Regions from separate parts of the Homo sapiens genome. Here region 1 is linked to region 2. Evidence: chromatin contacts called from ENCODE Hi-C data. All regions are on one chromosome and are shown on one strand. Each heading gives the region's core, a stretch centred on a gene start or an enhancer-like site at or near the end of the contact. The rest is flanking DNA. Distances are from core to core; before and after follow the strand shown.

What was found. A loop is a pair of places that touch in the nucleus more often than their neighbours do. Pooled maps may share reads with other maps.
Region 1: a loop to region 2 is called in a pooled map, with 6 times the contacts of the local background. The contact joins the promoter of NXPE3 here to the promoter of CLDND1 in region 2. A Hi-C loop is called at or near these places in 7 of 50 pooled maps.

The regions. Positions count from the first base shown.
Region 1 is chr3:101,777,558-101,780,601 of GRCh38, reverse strand. NXPE3 (neurexophilin and PC-esterase domain family member 3) reads right to left here and starts at 1,391. Exons shown (of 8, transcript NM_145037.4): 1 at 1,278-1,391. RefSeq lists enhancers at 669-718, 1,283-1,577 and a silencer at 1,129-1,478.
Region 2 is chr3:98,521,267-98,524,195 of GRCh38, reverse strand. CLDND1 (claudin domain containing 1) reads left to right here and starts at 1,294. Exons shown (of 5, transcript NM_001040181.2): 1 at 1,294-1,347; 2 at 2,754-2,929. The coding sequence starts at 2,772. It overlaps CLDND1-AS1 (CLDND1 antisense RNA 1), which reads right to left and starts at 1,626. Exons shown (of 2, transcript NR_198998.1): 1 at 1,363-1,626. RefSeq lists silencers at 1,048-1,687, 1,738-1,847.

The DNA of each region.
Region 1 (3,044 bases), core at 142-2,641, 3.3 Mb before region 2:
TGTAGGAATAGGCCCAAGAAGTAGCTTTTTTTAAAAAGGTCCCTAGATGATTACAACATACAGCCAAGTGGGAGAACCACTAGTATAGAGTGGCCAGGGACTGTTATTCGTTTCAGTTGGTAAAAGGATGGCCTTTCCAAAATGATGTTTGAATTGTAACTTAAATTGTCAGGTCAGGACAACCCAATTCCCAGGCAATGGGGAAGGCTAACCCCACTTCAGTGATTTATCCCTTCGTTTCCTTTCTCAGTAACAAATAACAGCACTCTATTGGCCCCAAAGAGATTGTGAGGATAACAGACATGGAAAAAAAAATACTAAACAAATTCAAAGAAAAGCAGAACCCAAACACTACGGAGAAATAGTATACTGCTGCCTCCAAACAATTATCAGGGTCTGGGAGTCCTGCCAGTTTCAAATATATCCTGATGTTCCAAATGATAATTAACCACAGTGAGGAGCGGGGAGGCCCACCAAAGCAGTGTGATTCTTTATCTTTAGGAAATGTGGCAACAATCCCCCTTTAATGTAAATAATGAAAAGCAAAGAAAATTTACAATTTTGCACAAATGCTGCATAAATCCTGCCTCGGAACCCCTCTTATTACCACCCTAGTGGCCTTTGATCAGGCAGAAATGGGCAACAGGCCAGGGTCTCCATATCACACCTTGTAAAGTTACACTCGTTTCTCCCCATACGACCTGAATCTGATGTCCCCAAACGGCAGCTCAGTAAGGCCAGAACAGTCCACCGTGTGACAGCAGCGCCAGCCAAGAGGCAGCTGGTGCCCAGAGCAGCGATGAGCCGAGAGATATGAGATGGGCAGGGAGGCGTCGCCAAGTGCTCCGCACCGGGTTAGTGAAGGTGCCTGGAGGACAGAAGTCTTTCGCTGCGGCGTGGAGGTCCGAACTGTACCGAGCTGTGGCGTTGCCGCAAGTGGAGGAAACTGAGGATGGAGATGCTCGCTCCCGGCCCCGCCCCGCCCCGCCCCGCCGGTACTAGCCTGGGCTCCGGCTTCTTAGCTGCGACGCTTTGGCAACCCAGGGCTCCAATTCTGCCTATGCCTTCGACCCGGGCCTCCCCTCCCTGGCACCTATGCCCACAGCCACGACTCCAGGGGCTGCACCTATCAGCACGGGGCTGGGGACTCGGGAGCAGATGCGCGCGGAGGGAGGGGCTTCGCAGTCTAGGAGCGCGCTGGCAGAGCCGGGCAATGGGTCGCTCCGCCCGCAGCGGCCCCTCCCGACGTCCGCACACAGACCACATCCAGCACTCACCTCCGGGACCCGCCCGCCCTTCGCTCTCCGGGGGCCAGGGATCCTGACGCCCCGGTCGGTCGCCGCAGCGCCAGGCCGCTAGCCCCCCGCTTCCTCACCCGGCGACGTCTCCTCACCTCCGACCCCCGGCTACGATTGGTGGAGCTTCGGCGGGGGCGGGCCGAGGGCGTTGACTGACAGCAGCACGCGCCGGGCGGAACCCACAGGCCTGGAAGCGAAGTTGGCACCCTGGCGCTCTACGCCGCCAAGCTCCTGCTCGCGACGCGACACTGCAGCTGTCGCCCCGCGGATCGAGGTCTGGCCCCTCTCACGACCCAACTCCTCGTGAACTTCGGACGTCTGAGTTTCCTGGGAGCATCCACCTACCTCAAGGCTTTTCGCTTGTCAGCGAAAGTGCCCACAACCGCAGTTGACTCTAGTAGGGCAGTCTTTCCTGTGGAGTGATGGAATTTATTGTGCCCTGAACCAGAGAAATGCGATTTGCCAAGTATAAGCACGGATATAGCGGATCCTTGAATCTTTTCCTTGCTTTGACATTAGTCAACAACTTCTACTCGCCAGTAAAACAGCCCGTTCCTTTTACTCTCACTGTACATGATGTCGGTCTCTTGGCAAAGCATACTTTCCTCACCCTCCACCATCCCCAATTCTGGGTTATCCTATTTTGGACATTTTTCTAACTGGTAAAACGTCGGTAGCAGTTTTGTGAAATTCAGGAACTGAGAGGAGTCCTGAGAAGACACTTGTTCAAGAAACCAGAAGGAATTGTGGGCTGCACCGTGTTTCTCTGTGCTTGGAGCACAGTGGGGTTAACACAGGCCCCAAAAGCAGGCCTGCCCCCGGACTATTACCCCAAGGTTTAAGAAAAATAATTAATGTACATGACAACTAAGTATTTTTCCATTTCTTGACCATAATGGACTCTGCATGCTCATTCAGATGTTTTCATGGCAGGCCTGCTTCGTGGGCAACCAGATCCGTGAATGGGATAAAAGGAAGTTCTGCCACAGGGTGGAAGATCTCTTCTGTAGTAATGATCTTCTTTTTTTTTTTTTTAATATACTTTAAGTTCTAGGGTACATGTGCACAACGTGCAGGTTTGTTACATATGTATACATGTGCCATGTTGGTATGCTGCACCCATTAACTCGTCATTTACATTAAGTATATCTCCTAATGCTATCCCTCCCCCCTCCCCCTACCCCACAACATGCCCAGGTGTGTGATGTTCCCCTTCCTGTGTCCAAGTGTTCATTTATGCAGCCAACAAACACATGAAAAAATGCTCATCAGCACTGGCCATCAGAGAAATGCAAATCAAAACCACAATGAGATACCATCTCACACCAGTTAGAATGGCGATCATTAAAAAGTCAGGAAACAACAGGTGGTGGAGAGGATGTGGAGAAGTAGGAACACGTTTACACTGTTGGTGGGACTGTAAACTAGTTCAACCATTGTAGTAATGATCTGATACTCCTTCTTCCTCGAGGAAATACAGCACTCTGGGACCTTTTGAGGACATAAAAGGGTAGCTTCCTTCTGCTATCGAAGAAGAGCCTCATATACTAGACTTCTGCTCTGATTATGCTTTATCTCCCAGTAGGATCCCCCGCCTCATGTACAGCTTGGCTGTCTTACAAGTGGTAAAATACTTAGGACAAGATGACTTCTAGGTCATGGTTTTGGACCTCATTGACCCCATTCTCCCCCAAGCACTCATAACCCTGAGGCATTTGAGTGATCTTACCTATATTTACCTATATT
Region 2 (2,929 bases), core at 45-2,544:
CACTTTCTCTAGTTGGTGCCTCTGACAAATTTTTTTTTGATTATATGCTGTATATGAAAATCCAGAGTCATGTTTGAATATATTTGGCTACTACCTTATTATGTGCTGCATATGAATATCAGTTTCACCCACTCAGGTCAAAGAAATGTAAGTACAGATAGAGAAACATATCATGCCTTTAATCTGTCAAAGTGGTAGAAATTTAATATCAACTTGCAGCTCCCATCTTTCTCCTATGCTAAATTACAAGGCATTAGGGGACAGAGTGGGGGTTTGAGAGCCCCTCTGGTCCTTGAGTCAGCTTTCTCTGTCGGTTACTGTTGAGAAATCCACCATTTGCTGGTCCCAGGCCACGTTAATAGTTCCACTCATGTTATTGTTAAGATGTCCCTGCTTCCTGTCCATGAATTTCTGTGTTAAACCTGAGGGTTCAGAATCATTGTTGCCCCTGTGCCACACATCATCTGCAATCTCCAATGCTGTCCATGACCTTATCTGCTTGAGTGATGTTCCCCAAATTTCAGTCTTTTTCCTACTATACCCACAATTTTTTATTCATTTTTTGACATATCTGGTATCCTCAGTATTATTAACTTAATAGTTTTTAAAATAAGTGAAAAGAATTTAAAAGGAACAACATTGCTGCAATAGAAAACTAGTATCACTTGTCATAAAAAGAAGGCAGCTACAAACACATTTTATGAAACCCAAATAATATCATTACATTCTTGATGGATACTGTCTGCCAGGTCACATACTTCTTAGCCTAAACTTATGCAATAAAACCAGAAGGATGCTCTGCTCCAATGGGAGGGATTCTGGGAGAGGGAAATAAAATGGGTCAACGTTTCACAAGTAGAATCCCATTTTTGTTCATTTATACTTAGATCTAGAGGCAGGGTGGTGTGATAGGGAAAGCACAGGCCTAAAAGTCAGATCTAAGTTATACAAGTCACGGTCATTGACTCGAGATGACCGGAAACAGGCCCGCTTTACTTTCTGGACCATTCTCCCTTCCTCCCTAAAATGCAAGAATCCAACAGCCTAGACTTCCCTTCTGCGTACCGGCTTGCCCTGAGGAGCTGAACTACATCTCCCACAATGCGCCGCGCGCGGCGCCAGGAATGCCTATCGCCGCCTCAGACAGCTTTCAGTCTGTCCCTCCTACAACTCCCACAAGGCCCCTCGGCCCCGGGCCGCGGCCCGGCCCGGAGTGGGGGCGGGCGGAGGCGCGGGAGTTATGGAGGGGGCGGGCTCTGCAGGGAAGTGCGTCAGAGGAGGCGCGGGGAGAGTAGGGTGCTGTGGTCTGAGCTAGAGGGTGAAGCTGGCGGAGCAGGAGGATGGGCGGTGAGTGAGCGGGACCTGCGTCGCCGGGCAGGGGTCGCGTCGCGGTTCCATGTTCCCGGCGGTTTGAAGAGGGGCCCCCTTCCCGGGCGTGGTCGGGCTGGGCGGGTTCCGAGCGGCGGATTTGTCCCAGGGCCGAGCCCTCTAGGGCGGGGCCTGGTCGGGTACCGGGGGACCCTGGCCCGGGGCCGAGCACGGCTGCCCCGCCCCAGCCCTGGCCTTCTCCGGCCCCGCCGTGAGGCCCAGGAGGTGGCTGCTGCAGGCGTCCGGCTTGGACGAACCGCCGTTCCCAGTGCTGGGACCCTTTAAGGTCATTTGAGAGCACCAGGATGAAGGGGGGATTTTTAAAAAATCAAAATACAAATCCAACTTTTTGAGTTTTCGTTGTCATTGCTCTTATCTTTCCTGAGTCACTTCCCATTTTCCAAACTCAGCAACCCCAGTTTGCGAGTCTGTTTTCATGAACCTTTGTAAGGTGTTTGGTGCGGTCACGGTGTATACTTGCCGTGTAGTATTTGACTCAGCGCGATCTGCCTTGAGTCATTTTACCGCGGCCATTTACTACTGCCGTTGAGCCCTGTCCACGCCTTGGGAGTGTTGATATGTTGAGAGTTTTCTGTCTGGCTGAGGAGGGATCATTTAGTTTTTGCGGACGTATGTTGCACTGAGGATTTAGGGAGAGAGCAAGATTTCTGTTGAGGAGGTTCAGAAGTATAAGGAATCGGGAGAGTAGATAGGAGTGAAGCATTTGGCAGCGTAAAGAAGCTTGGCTTAGCTTTAATGGATTAGGGAGAGATTGCTATCTAGCATTATTACATGTTATTGTTCTCTTTGCTATTTTATACACCTAGAACAACCTTTCCCTCGGGGTTAACAAACATCTTCAACTCTGTTTTCTGTATGGCTCCTGACTCTTACCTTTGTTTTAGGAGGCTTCCCTCTTCAGAGGAAACTGGGAGAAGCCAATTTCCACTGCTTCTTTTTCCTGTGCCTTTTTAACACTCAAACCCAGAACACTTAATCCTCTGCAGCTCGTGCAAAAATTCAGTCTGTAATTTAAAATGTGTGCACGGTACACTGCTGACCATGGGCATGTCTATTGTTTGTATCTGTAATGTGTATGTCCATTTCAGTGTTGTCTGTTTTAGTATGCAGGTGATAGACTAGAGAACAAGACCTCTGTCTCCGTAGCATCCTGGGTATGTGAGCATTCAATAAGTACTTTTATGAGAATGAGTTTTGTTTTAAGCTTAATTAAAAACATGCTTGCTTTCTAAAAAAAATTCTTAATGGTTATATGTACGAAGGGATGGGGAATTGGGTAAAGGGTGCATTTGGAATAATTCAAAATAATCTTTCTTATTTGTCCGTAAACTCTAACTTATCTTCTTTCTTCAACTTCTAAACAGAGCAGTCTGAATGCCAGAATGGATAACCGTTTTGCTACAGCATTTGTAATTGCTTGTGTGCTTAGCCTCATTTCCACCATCTACATGGCAGCCTCCATTGGCACAGACTTCTGGTATGAATATCGAAGTCCAGTTCAAGAAAATTCCAGTGATTTGAATAAAAGCATCTGGGATGA